3 separate regions of the Mus musculus genome follow, and regions 1 and 2 are each linked to region 3. A link is a loop called in an ENCODE intact Hi-C map of the cell type or tissue named here. Cell type or tissue: left cerebral cortex. All regions are shown on one strand. Links, peaks and the distances in the headings refer to the core of each region. The heading gives the core; the rest is flanking DNA.

The links. Hi-C counts contacts between places; a loop is a spot of excess contacts. Peaks named below come from ENCODE experiments on the same cell type or tissue, not always from the same donor. Only the 100,000 strongest peaks of a DNase experiment are listed, where the experiment ranks them.
Region 1: a loop joins it to region 3, with 2.1 times the contacts of the local background. A loop is called at or near these places in 3 of 42 quality-filtered maps.
Region 2: it touches region 3 in a loop (3-fold over the local background); 4 of 42 quality-filtered maps call a loop at or near these places.

The regions. Positions count from the first base shown.
Region 1 is chr2:32,027,623-32,031,856 of GRCm38, reverse strand. It overlaps Nup214 (nucleoporin 214), which reads right to left. Exons shown (of 36, transcript NM_172268.2): 27 at 1,060-1,150; 28 at 549-607. Among named protein-coding and RNA genes, the nearest start is that of Gm13609, 12 kb to the right of the region's middle. In left cerebral cortex, for the core only: no CTCF peak of the experiment used is centred there; a DNase peak (open chromatin) is centred at 1,983; H3K27ac peaks cover 800 bases.
Region 2 is chr2:32,002,793-32,007,026 of GRCm38, reverse strand. Nup214 (nucleoporin 214) reads right to left here. Exons shown (of 36, transcript NM_172268.2): 16 at 3,997-4,146; 17 at 2,556-2,714; 18 at 235-338. Among named protein-coding and RNA genes, the nearest start is that of Gm13609, 12 kb to the left of the region's middle. In left cerebral cortex, for the core only: no CTCF peak of the experiment used is centred there; no DNase peak of the experiment used is centred there.
Region 3 is chr2:32,215,893-32,220,126 of GRCm38, reverse strand. It overlaps Prrc2b (proline-rich coiled-coil 2B), which reads right to left. Exons shown (of 32, transcript NM_001159634.1): 17 at 3,894-4,081; 18 at 3,370-3,515; 19 at 2,792-2,930; 20 at 1,368-1,450; 21 at 722-910; 22 at 390-587; 23 at 1-37. Among named protein-coding and RNA genes, the nearest start is that of Gm22192, 4.0 kb to the left of the region's middle. In left cerebral cortex, for the core only: no CTCF peak of the experiment used is centred there; DNase peaks (open chromatin) are centred at 1,393, 1,833 and 2,135; H3K27ac peaks cover 1,072 bases.

The sequences.
Region 1 (4,234 bases), core at 930-3,429, 190 kb after region 3:
CTCTTGTTGGGACCAAGTTTGTGTGTTAACATTAGAATGTTACAGCAAATGAAGCTTTGAGAAGCAAGTCTTTTTCCTCTTTATAGTTATGTAAACAGATCTCTTTCACAACAAGTTCTTTTAAAAAAATTATTGCATTAAAATATTTTATTTGTGTTGTTTGCATGTTACAGACAATGTGCAGGCAGAGGATGACTTCAGTGGTCAGTTCTCTCCTTCTACCACGTGGGTCCCAGGAATGACACTGAGATGCTTGGCCTCGTCCAGGTGCTGAGCCTTTTCAGCAGCCCCACATCAAGCTCTGGGTTACACACTCTGCTACTGCCCTGCTGCTATGAACTCAAGCCAGGGTGTCCTGTGTGCTGGAAGGTGCCCCACCACCAAGCCACTCTCAGCCCTCCAACATGTCTCTGATGTACATCATCACTACCAACCTGACTGTACCAACTGAAGAAGAGCCACAAGTTACAAAGAAAGCACACAGTCACGTACAGCACTTCTCCCATGAGGGGAACACAAGAGAACACTATGCAACACAGGGACTGTACCTGGTGTGGCAGTGAAACTAGAAGATGGGGTTGGTGTGATTGTCCCAAAAGTAAAGGTCCTGAGGAGTGGAAAAAGAAGTTAAAATGGAGCAAACTTAACACAGCATCAGCTTTTAAATATTCCTCCTTATAATTCATTCATACAATATGCCCTTGAAGAATTTACAACTAGAGATCAGCACTTAGGAGGCAGAGGCAGGCGGATTTCTGAGTTTAAGGCCAGCCTGGTCTACAGAATGAGTTCCAGGACAGCCAGGGCTACACAGAGAAACCCTGTCTGGGAAAACCAAAAAATAAAAGAAAAAAGAAAACACCTGGTGTGCTACACCCAATGACCTACAGAAGGGAACAAACTTTCTCTGCCAAACAAAAAGAGGCTTAGGCTTAAAAACAGTAGATATAATAACCCTGAACCACAAAACAGAAACAGTTAAAACACTGTGGATGGACTGGCACAGCTGTGAGAGCTCAGGACTTTCATGGATCTGGCTGATAGTGACTTAGCACTGACCCTGGGGAGGCGAATGAGAAAGGCTTGTTGAGCTGTCCTGCAGCAGATGGAGTCGAGGTCGCAGCGGACTCTGTCTTGGCTGTCCCTTGACCTGAAATGGACAAAATAAGGACATTCCAAAAGTCACTTAGGAGTGCTGTTCTGTAATTCCCTACAGCTTAGACTGTGTGCTGTTGCCCAGAGCCACAGCCCCAGTTTTTGGGACCTCCAGTGTATCTTGTGACAAGCCTTAAGTCGAGGGAAGCTGGTGTGTCACCTTGTGCTCAAGGTCTCTCAGTCTTGCTCTTTGGTTCTGTCAAGGCATGGCACACTCTCCTTTCCAGAAAAGTCAGCAAAACAGTCTCCGTGCAGCCTAACTCCAGAGCTGAGCATACCAATCCTCTACATCAACTGACTGGCAGATGCTTTCCATATACACAGGGACAAAATCCCAAGATAAGCAAGCTGATACAGTGAGCATTTCTAAGCAGTGGCCTCAGAGTTATCTATACATTTCTGCCTTTTCCATAGGTTTTACTTTCTTTTTTTTGAAATTCAGAAAATACGTTTTCTTTCTTTCTCTTTTTCTCTCTCTCTTTTTCTTTCTTTCCTTCCTTCCTTCCTAACCTATAGAGGTAACAGACACTTGCTACACATGATCACTCTAGACACAGACACTAAGCGGACACTGACTATCCACCCCATGTTAATTAAGCTTCACTCCGTACTGAAATGCAGTGTGGGTTGTAGAAAGATGCTCAGTGCAGGTTTGTCCATAACTAACGTATAAGAAGCTCTCAACTGTCAGCAGAGTGCTGCTCAGACGCAATCCCAGGCAGCTATTACATAAACGAGTAAGGTGATCTGCCAGGAAGAGGAATAGATGTTCAAGTGTGATGGGGCTGGAAGGGTGGGGAAGCAGTCTCCAGCACACAGTAAATGCCTGGTAGTGTTTCATACAATGCAGTGGGCAGGGGAGACAGATGGCCCAGCAGGGAAAGGAAGCTGCTGTCAGGACTGAGAGCCAGAGCTGGATTCCAGGGCCCCATCTGGTGAAATGACAGGAGGTAACTTGTGCAGGATGCCCCTCCTGTGGATGTCAGGTGACTTCCTGACAGGAGCACAGTGGTATGCACAACCCTCCTACTACATAATGTAACAATTCTAATGAGCAGCAAACAAAAGACCTCAAGATATCTGTCTGTCTATCTGTCTATCAAATTCTTGTTTGTTTGTTTGTGTTTTTTCAAGACAGGGTTTCTTTGTGTAGCCCTGGCTGTCCTGGGACTCACTCTAGACCAGGCTGACCTCAAACTCACAGAAAGCTCCTGCCCTCTGCTTCTGGAATGCTGGGATCATACCATTCTTTTTTTTTTTTTTTTTTTACATTTTCTTTTTTTTTTTTTAAGATTTATTTATTTATTTATTACATGTAAGTACACTGTAACTGTCTTCAGACCCTCCAGAAGAGGGAGTCAGATCTCATTACGGATGGTTGTGAGCCACCATGTGGTTGCTGGGATTTGAACTTCGGACCTTCGGAAGAGCAGTCGGGTGCTCTTACCCACTGAGCCATCTCACCAGCCCGGATCATACCATTCTTAAGGGCACCTTTAAAACTGATTCCCAGGGCAGCTTTCACTTTTAACATGTTGTACTTTTACACTGATATTTTTGCATATAACCATGTCATGATCAGTAAAACAAGATTTATTTTCCCCCCAGACAGGGGTTTGTGTTACTGTGGCTGACCTGGAACTCACTACGTAGTCCAGGCTGGACTTGAACTCACTATGCAGAACAGGCCAGATTTGAACTCACAGAGACCTGCCTGCCTTGCTGGGAATAAAGGTGTATGCTGCCATCACCCGGCCACAATTACGTATTCCTATAACTAATGAGTAAGAGAGTTATTCTACAGGTTCCAGAAATACACATACAATGAGAGAGGAGAGGAGGGAGGGAGAGGGTGAGGGTGGGGGTGGGGAGAGAGAGAGAGAGAAGGGGAAGGGGAAGGAAGGAGGAGGGGGGAGAGAGAGCGCTCATGAGAGAAATATAGGTATGGTGACTCATGCCTTTAACCCTTCACTTGGGAAGTTGAAGCAGGAGGATTGCTGTAAGCTCAAAGGCAAGGCTAGCCTGAGTTATAGTGAGCCAGATATATTGAGTTACAGGTTAGCCTGAGCTACCATGTGGGACTTTATCTGAAATGAAAAGAAAAGGTTTCAGCAATGAACAGTTTTCAGGGATGTTTCCAGCCTCAAAGAGAAAAGCTCTCTTAAGCCTTGGTCACCTGCAAGGGAAGGCAGCAGTGAACAGTGAGGGGCTGAGACAGGCCTGCCACAAAGGCCTTCAGAGAAGTAAGATCGTGCCTTTTGAAACTTTAAAAAAAAAACAACCTAAATGACTCAAGTCTTTGCTGAACCCACTAAATTTGTCTTGGCCTATAGTGGTGAGTGTGGGGTGCACATAAGGAACACTTAGAGCTTCAATTAGGTTCTGCATGATGTAGAAAGGAGGTGCCTGACTGACTGACTGACTGGTGGCCATTATGTGAAGTGGGCAGCTGCTGGGTGCCGCTCAGCCTCTGAATCTGCTGTCAGATGGAAATGAAAATAAAAGTTAGACACAGAGTTGTGGTGTGCAGAACTAAGTGAGCACAGACTGTTCAGTGGAAGCCGTGGGTGCCCCCTCCCCCCAGCGGCTACGGGAGATCACCGGCAAACACTGAGAGATGCTCATGGATAGGCTTCCAGTGGCTAGGTACTGGGAAGCAACAGAGTCCTTAGCGAGCGTGGAATGCTTGACAGGTCCTGGACATGTCAAAGGGAAAGGTCTAAGTGTGAATGCTGATAGTTTGTGCAGAAGACACCCACTGTCGCTTTCCCCACACCCCTACTCACAGCCTGGAGACTGCTCCCTACAGAGACCGCTCCCACCAGGCTTAGCAAGCCTGTCTCTCCCTCTCTGTTCCTGCAAGTGTGTATAATAAACACGCTGAGTTCCCAGGATGCTGTGGCTGGCCCATCTGACCCCAGTTTTTCTCATTTCCTCGACAGTCCTGTCAAGTCATTCCCTGGAGAAGCACAACCTTAGCAATTTATCCTATGGTCAAAACACTTCCAGCTACTGTAAAAACTAACTTAATTAAAAATATTTATGCTTCAGTTTGCTGGCAAGTCTGCGAAGCTATAAA
Region 2 (4,234 bases), core at 758-3,257, 210 kb after region 3:
GCTCGCATTAAAGGCGTGCACCACCACGCCCAGTTAAAATTCAAGTTATCATTTTAAAATTCCATGCATAAGATGTGATGCAAACTCATTTATATAAATTACAACGGCCATCACTCAGGGTTTTGTAAATGATACATGTAAAGGTGAAATGGCTAAGCAGGAGGAAAGGTGCCTGTGAGATTTTTACTTGTGCTCCTACAAAAAGCGGAGGGGATAACATGTCCTCGCCCTCACCTCTGTCTCTTCTTCTGCTCCAGATGCCGATCCCACTCTAAGTCTAGGACGTCATTCACATCCTGGACAGCAAATTTCACGTACTGGTGAAGGCGGCGAATTTCCTACAAGAGAAAAATTAAAAGGCAAATGATTCATTGTTCTGGTAGCTAGCTGGGTAGCTGGGGGGAAGATGCATTAAAGTATTCAAAAATAATCTTGAAATATTTCTATATTGAGAACTGTATGAACAAGGAAAACACTAGGCTTTAATATATCCATTAAATAAAAGCCATTTAATAAAATGAAAAACGGAAATTCCATTTCTGCAGTAGTGTAACAGAGATGGAGCAGAGACTGGGGGAGAGGATGAGAGGAACAGACGCACCCACTTCCTCTCCCCTGCTGCCCCTGGGAAGGGTGGGACTTGCAGGAGCAGCCCACTATGCTCACTCACAGTGCGCCCATTTAGTTCTCCTCCCCCATTATGAAATGAACTGTCAAGTAGACAAGCTGATTCAACAATTGGTGCTGGGAATACCTCTGACCCTAGATATTCATAGCACAGAACATACAGGCCATCTCACCATTTGAGAAGCACTATTCAAAAATACACAATGCTATCCATACTGGAAGTCAACTCACCACACCTAAAACTCCAACAGGCTGCTAAGCCTGTAATAACACTCTTTCAGCTGGGGGCACAGCTAACCTTCATGGCTATACGATTTTTCACTCAAAAATTAAAAATGGAGCTAATTATTTAATCAACGAAGTATACAGGCACTGAGAACAGCCCAGGAGGCTCTTCACACATGGCACTTATCTGACTGTGGGGAAATGTATTTCACACACATTCTGAGAAAAGTGTTCTGTCTCAACCATAAAACAGAAAATGTCATTTAGAAAGAGCCAAGCTGAATCCAGGGAGGCAGCGGCCTCAAAGGCATTCAATGACCATAGAAGGCTTTCTTTCACCCACCTCAGCCATGACCTCAGGCCTGCACTAGCTGATGCCCTTTCTTCCGAACACGTGCCAACTGGGTGGAGCAGCACCTTCTTCAAAGGCAGGCTGCAACATTTTGCAGTGGCTTCCACCTTGTCATCTGTGGTCCCATGGCAATATACCCCACATGAAAATTGTACGTCCACCTTCCTGATTGTAGCACAGGGGCTAAGGGCATGGCGCAGGCTCTGTTAGTTATGAGCCGCAGTCTGCACTGCAGCACCACCCCTGCTTTGTATGTGGTAAGTGGCCAATTATATTTCCTGCAATTACCTATTTAGCATGGTCAAGAAGACAATTACTCTTTTCTCAGTGTGGAAGCTCAATGCTTTCCTCTAGGCCAGGCAACTGGAACAGAGGCAAAGGGGTTTGTGTGTGGGGCTGCAGTCTGAGAACAGCCCTGGCAAGAAATACCCACAGAGAAAGAGCAGTCAGTGATCCCAAGAGATCACTGAGACCTCTGTAAGAGCCATTCTCTCACCCTCCAGGTGCTGGGAGGACTCCTGGGCATGGGATAGAAAACCAGGAACAGAAGCCTAAGGTCTAAGTCCTCTGTATAGAGGCCCTCACCACACCCACAGACCATGTCTGAAGTGAGGAGAAGCAGGGCTGCCTACGCACCCCTCTGGACTCCATGATGAGTGGAAGGAAAAGATGACCCGTGCACACAGAGGCAAACAAAACTCAAGTAGCTAAAGAGAAATATAAGTGCTACAGCACAGCAGGTGACAGAGCTCCCAGTCCGAGGCTCTGACGGCACTATCCCCAGCGAGCATGAGCTCAGGCCAGACCTCCTTAGCTCAGGATGCACCATCTCTCTGAGGAACCAAGAGCTCTCACTGGAGAGCAGCTGCGGTCTGCATGCTGTTCTTATATTTGAGAGGGTCTTCATTTAGGAAAGCCCAGGTTGGCCTCAACTCAGCAGTCTCCTTCTCTATCTCCTGAGTGTGAGGCGTGTGCTAACACAGTGTTTCCAGCTACTTCCACAGAGGGAAATAATGTCTAAAAATACCTATAGACCGCCGGGAAAGGTGCCACAGTGATGTTATGATTTTTTCATTATTATTTCATGATTTGATTTATGAATACCTATTTTAACAAAGGACTTTATCAAACTCAAGACTTAAATCTTTAAAGTAAAAATTTTAAATTATATTTTAAAAAAGTGTACCAGTTTCTTTGCTGCAAGTAAATTTATGGAAAAGCACAGCCAGTGTTTAGCAGAAAATCAGCAGCTTCCTGAGGAGACAGCACTCATACCCACTCAAAACCACATCCACGGACTCAAGCTCACTGCTTCTGAACCCGTCTTGACAGAGAGGCTTCGCTCGCCTACCTGGAGCTGGGCCTCGCTCTTGGGATCCAGCGGTCTTTTATAAAGCAGGTGGAGATACCCAGAGTCGTGATTTCTTCCGTGCTGTTCTCTGGCTTCTTCGACCCCAGCAAAGCCCTCCAGCAAAGTTGTTTTCAGAGTACTTATGTCTCCATGAAGAGACTGGAAAAGGCCCAGAGAGGTAACAATGGAACTGCTGTATAGCCACAAACACAAACACAAAACAAGAAACCCTCTATGTAGACCCAGGAGGATAAATGCCCACTATTTAAATGGTGAAGATCTCAGTTTAAAACTTTCTTTGTCCCCATGCTCAAAACTGCTTTCCTATAGTTTCAGCTTTTGTTTTACTTTGTTTTGTTTTGTGTTGGGGGTTGTATAAACATGTTCTATCGTTTTTTTGTTGTTGTTGTTGTTTGTTTGTTTTTTTGTTTTTCGAGACAGGGTTTCTCTGTGTAGCCCTGGCTGTCCTGGAACTCACTCTGTAGACCAGGCTGGCCTTGAACTCAGAAATCTGCCTGCCTCTGCTTCCCGAGTGCTGGGATTAAAGGTGTGCGCCACTACGCCCGGCCAGTTTTCCTGGTTTTAATTACCCTTTCTCCTGTTTTTAAAACCTCAACTTCTGAAGATTGACAATGTAGAAAATAAGAGCAGAGACAGAACTCACAATCCAGCTCCATGAGGGACTTTCTCGTTCTAAGCCTGTTGTTTAGACCAGAAGACTGGAGACACATGATAATATGTCTGCCAAATCCTTTCAAAAACTCACTTGCCTTTCTTTTTCTTTTTGGTTTTTTCGAGAAAAGGGTTTCTCTGTATAGCCCTGGCTGTCCTGGAACTCACTCCTCAGACCAGGCTGGCCTTGAACTCAGAAATCCACCTGCCTCTGCCTCCCAAGTGCTAGGATCAAAGGCGTGCGCCACTACTACGCCCAGCTCACTTGCCTTCCTAAGGTACAAAATGGAGAGGGTCACAACTTCCCCCAGGCAGAAAATCTGTGAGAACTCATGAGGTGACCTTGGTAAAACACAGAGTCTGGCTTGATAAGAGTACTCAGTAACCAGAGAATAACAGTAAATAACACTCTCAGCAATAAACACTTGACATTTTGTATGTGCATGCTCCAAAATATCATTATCTTACCCTAATACCATAAAGGAAACTCTTGGAAGTATACTTAGGTTAATTTAAAAAACCTACCACCAATGTTTATGGAGTGCCTATTATGTGCTAAAGAGGTAGAGATGGAGCTCCCTCTTACAGAGGGGAATGGAAACAGACAGCTAGACAGCTCTGGTAAGCCTCAGTTCCGATAGTCTGAATTCAGGCTTTTGCGGGAGAAACCGCAGCCGAGCTGAGGGGCCTCGGAAAATATCAATGTTCCGGCTAACAGCAGTTTCTAAAAGCCTCCTTTTACTCAGGAAAGGTTTCCACTGATACAAACCTCTGTGGTCTCTCTAATCTCAAAAAGAAAGGTGTGCAAGTCATCTGACTCTGTCCGCAGCATCTTCATCTCTTCTGAGGTGCCAACCTGGAGACAGGCTTTGGCGGTCCGGGCCTTTAACTCCTCTAGTTCTTTCTGGAAGTGTGCAATCTGTGAGACCATAAACATGGAGAAAGTTTGTTCTGAACGGCAGCAGAAAGGCCACTGCTTCTACATTTTCAGGGCAAACCTAAACAGG
Region 3 (4,234 bases), core at 877-3,376:
CAGAAACAGACCCGGGTGGCAGGCTGAAATCAGAGTCCTGGAAGAGAAGGGGGCACAGCACCTGAGCCTCGGGCCAGCTCACCTGCCCCCGCGCCCACATCAACCAGTGTCCACGATGCACTGGCCAGAGCCACAGGAGAGGGAAATGACCACACACAAGAACGGAAGCCACCTGACTTGTCTCCCCCACCCTCTGGCTGGCCTTTGAGCCCAGCTGTACCCACTGGTGCCACAAAGCAATCCAATAAAACCTGCCCACCCCTGCCTCTGTCCTAACATTCTCCGCAAAAGAGCAGAGTGCTCAGCTCCCAGCTTCCCTTTCCTCTTTAGGAGACAACCCTAAGAGTTCATCCAAGTCCAAGAGAGAAAGGAGACAAAGCGAAGCTCACTTTTGGACTGACTCCGAACTCAATGGGCGGCACCGGCAGCACGGAGTCCACGTGAATCTCCACCCCATTAACAGGCGGGACAACGGCCCCTGGCAGCCGCTCGGCCCCCTCAGAGCCCTTTCTGTTTTTCAGAGACCGCTCGTTGCCGATGGGTCCTGGTCTGTGCTCCTTGCTCTGTGCAGAGCCTTGTTCTGAGTCCTTGTGGAAAAGCAGAAGGGCTGAGACACACACACATACTTCCAGGCACCCTTGGCATCTCGGGAGACAAGACAGAGACGGAAGGGCCTCTTCTGCCCAGGCCCTGGCCTCCGTGCAGGGGACTGGTAGGTTACCTTGTGCTCCGCCTGCTTCTGAGCTTGGTCCTTGTGGCTGTCGGCCTTAGATTCCGCCAGGCCAGGCCCGCTAATTTCCTCAGGCTTGAGAGTGCCATATGGGGAACTGCGCTGTGAGGAGGTCGCAGACGACTCCCGAGACTCAGCACTCAAGTCAACGCCACTATCTCCCTGGCTGCTCTTAAACCCCTGCTGTGCAGAACACAAAATGGGTTAGATCCCTGACCCCAAACTGCAAAGCACTAGCATCCAGGAGGCAGCCTCTGGACAGCACAGGCCAGCTTTCCTCCCCACCACTGACCTCCACTCCAAAGTCCAGACCTGCCCTCGTGATAGTGGCCCATGGCACACACCAAGTGTAATGAATGCGCCAATTCTATGTAAGCTCATGACCACTAGACACTGCATGGATCTAAGAAGGCCACCAAACTCATTTTATTCAGAGCACACAGGTGCCAGGCAATAGCAGCTCAAAGGTGACTCTTACGCCAGCTCCCCAGCTAAGAGTCTCCCTTGTCTCTCTGCTCCTACAGGCACCACACAGAAAGCAGAGGCCAAAGCTAAAGAGGGTGATAAGCTAGGGACCACAGTAGGGCACCCTGTGCAAGCCCAGCTGCCAGGAAGGGTGTTGGGTAGTGGCACTCACCTCTGAGGTGCCAGGCTCAGTACTGCTGAAGGCAGTGACAGCTGTCCTCCATGAGTCACTGGCGGCGCCCTGCACAGGGAGGGCTGACAAGGAAGGGAGGCAAGAGTCAGGGCATCAATGGGGGACAAGCAGTCTGGGAAGACAGGAGCCTGTAAGTTCCTTTCCACTGCAGTGACCACCAACTGAAAAGACGAGTTGATGGAACACCCTTACCCCACCCCACCCCAACCCCGCCTTGTAGGGCACAGAGCTCCGAAGACCGAGATTTGTGACTAAATCTGACATACAGGCACTAATGTGAGAGCTTCTTCCAACAGCCAGCCTCCTCAGACAGGATCTTATGTAGCTCTGGCTGACCTGGAACTCCCATGATCCTCCTGTCTCTGCCTCCTGAGTGCTGAGGTGAGAGGCCAGTGCCAGAACACTGAGTCATACTCTGGTTGGCCTCAATAGAATTCTCAGTCCTCTTAGGCCAACACTCTCCTGCACTGAAACCGGGAGCGAGCAGCTACTTCAAGCCTTGAATGATCCAGGAAGGCACAGCTCAATTAAGTGAGCAGCCTACAGAACTCCCCCAGCACCCAAAGCCAATGAGGCAGACCCAGAAGACATATGGACAGGATGGAGCACACGTGAGCCCTGGTCTGAACAACTGAGACCCTTCGAAGCTGACTGCGCTTCAGCCCGGTGCCTGCTGCTGTGCCCGTTTGGCTGAGGGTTATTTCAGGCATTGGTGGTATGGTCAGAAGTGTCCTCCAGCCCCCATCGTTCATCCTTCTACCAGAGCAGGACATCACTTGAGAATTGCTGTTCTACACCAGGGCCAGAAGGATAGTGACAATTATAAAGGCACAGACGTGCAGGAATATGAGTCACCCACTGTGGCATTTGCTCTAGCCTGGGTTCAGCCTCGTCCTCGCTCTCTTAGAAGCCACAGAAAAGCTCTTGTTAACTGTGCGATCTTCTAGGCTCCCTGTTGTGCAGGCCGTGCTCACTGCAGGCCTTCAAAAAGAACTTGATCAATTGAAAGGGACATTAAAATCAAACAAAAAAGATGTAAGGAAATAGTTTTCAACTAACTTCCGTTAGTCTGAATTTTCTTCTTCCACAGAAAACAAGAGGGAGGAATTCAGAGGGCTTCTCTGTGCTGAGGAAGGGGGTCCCTTACTCCCTCCTGGCCATCTGAAACAGGGCGCCTTCCTGAGGGTGACATGGTGCAGAGGTTCTGCTAGTCTATTGGAGTAGTCCTGGGGCCAGAGATGTATCCCCCACCTGTGACTGCCGCAACAAGTCAGCTCAGCTGCTGCTCAACACTGACTCTGCTTGGGGCCCAGGAATAGGTCATGACACACTTATACTGACGGCTCAAAGGTGTGAGTCTCCGGAAAGTGCCCTGCCTCTCCTGAGGCAGGCACCCACCTCACCTTGGCTGCTGTTCTCCCAGATCTCAGTGCCCAGGCTGCTGCCAGGCACAGTCACATCTTGCTCCAGACACAGGCCGTTCTGCTTTTTAGCAAACCGAGGAGGAATCCGGGATGAAAGGCCCCGACCTTTGACAGGCACCTGCAGGGAAGAGGAGCTGATGCAGTCCCACCTTAAGCCATGACTGCATGGCTTAAGCACACTCTCCTAGGAAAGTGTCATATTACTACCCAAACCAGCTTGAGATGCCTGACCCGTGTCTTCAGAACCCCGGGCTCAGGGTGCACTGCCAGGATAGGCAGACTTGCCCCAGGAGCAGGCTGACAGACGGGGCCGAATGCAGTGTCTAGCTGCAAGCATTTCTGTCAGGGTTCCTGAGCACTGTGACCTGCAGGATCACCTAGCCAGTCTGGGGCACTAAGGGAAGAGGAAGACTAGGGGCGCTGAGGCTTATCTCTGACCTAGCCGGTCACAGTTTGGCTATTAGACCCTGGAAAAGCCAGCCTCTTTGTGACAGGTCCCAGGAGACAGTGCATGCCCGACGGAGAGTCCTCCCCTCCTCTCGGCCCGTGGTGCTTACCTGAGCAGCCTGTTCTTTTTTTCTTCTCTCCTCCTCCAGCAGGCGACGCTGCTTCTTGGTCAGGACTTCAATGAAGCCTTCACCCACCACAGAGCTTGCTTCATTCTCTTCCCCAGGGCTGGAGGCGCAGTTGTCAATGAGAGCATCTGAACCAAAGGCCACACAAAGAATAAGATGAGAATCACCCAACCGTCAACTGATGAAGTCCACTCACCAAGGAGCAATGTCACCAGTGCCTGTGGAAATCTAGACACGGTGCCCCGCCCTCCTCCTGCCCATGTGAGCAGACATTGCAAGCACAACCCACAAGTGCTCAGACAGCACCCGTGGAGATAATGGCTTTAGAGATGCAGATTCACACACCCAGGTCAGTCTCTTGCTAGCCATGTGGCCTTGGATGCCCCCCTTTAAGTCTGTGAAGTTATACAGATGTCACTGGGGCTCAGCAAGGCTGGAAGCATCATAAGACAGGAGGCTGGGTTGTTTTGCACCACCCCTCACTCCAAAGGAGAGCCCCAACTCACTTCCATAGCCCAGGTCAAACTGCTTCCGGGCCTCTTCCTGCTCACTAGCCCTCTGGGTAGGCAAAGAAACCTCTCTCTCTGATTTCTTACTGGGGGTTTCAGGACCGTCAGAGCTGGCGTGAGTGGTTCTCTCCAAGGCATAGGGTGAATGGCTGCCAAGGCCTCCAGGCAAGGCCTCATCTGGAGACCTGCAAAGGAAGGAAGAGTCCATGAACGCTCCACTACTCAAAGGCTAGGAAAGAGGGGCAGGAGGATCTGAATGCACGAGGCCCACACACAGACACAGCAGCTATCTAGTTCCGGTTCCTGCGACTGAGCCATCAAGGGTCACAAGAGCCTGC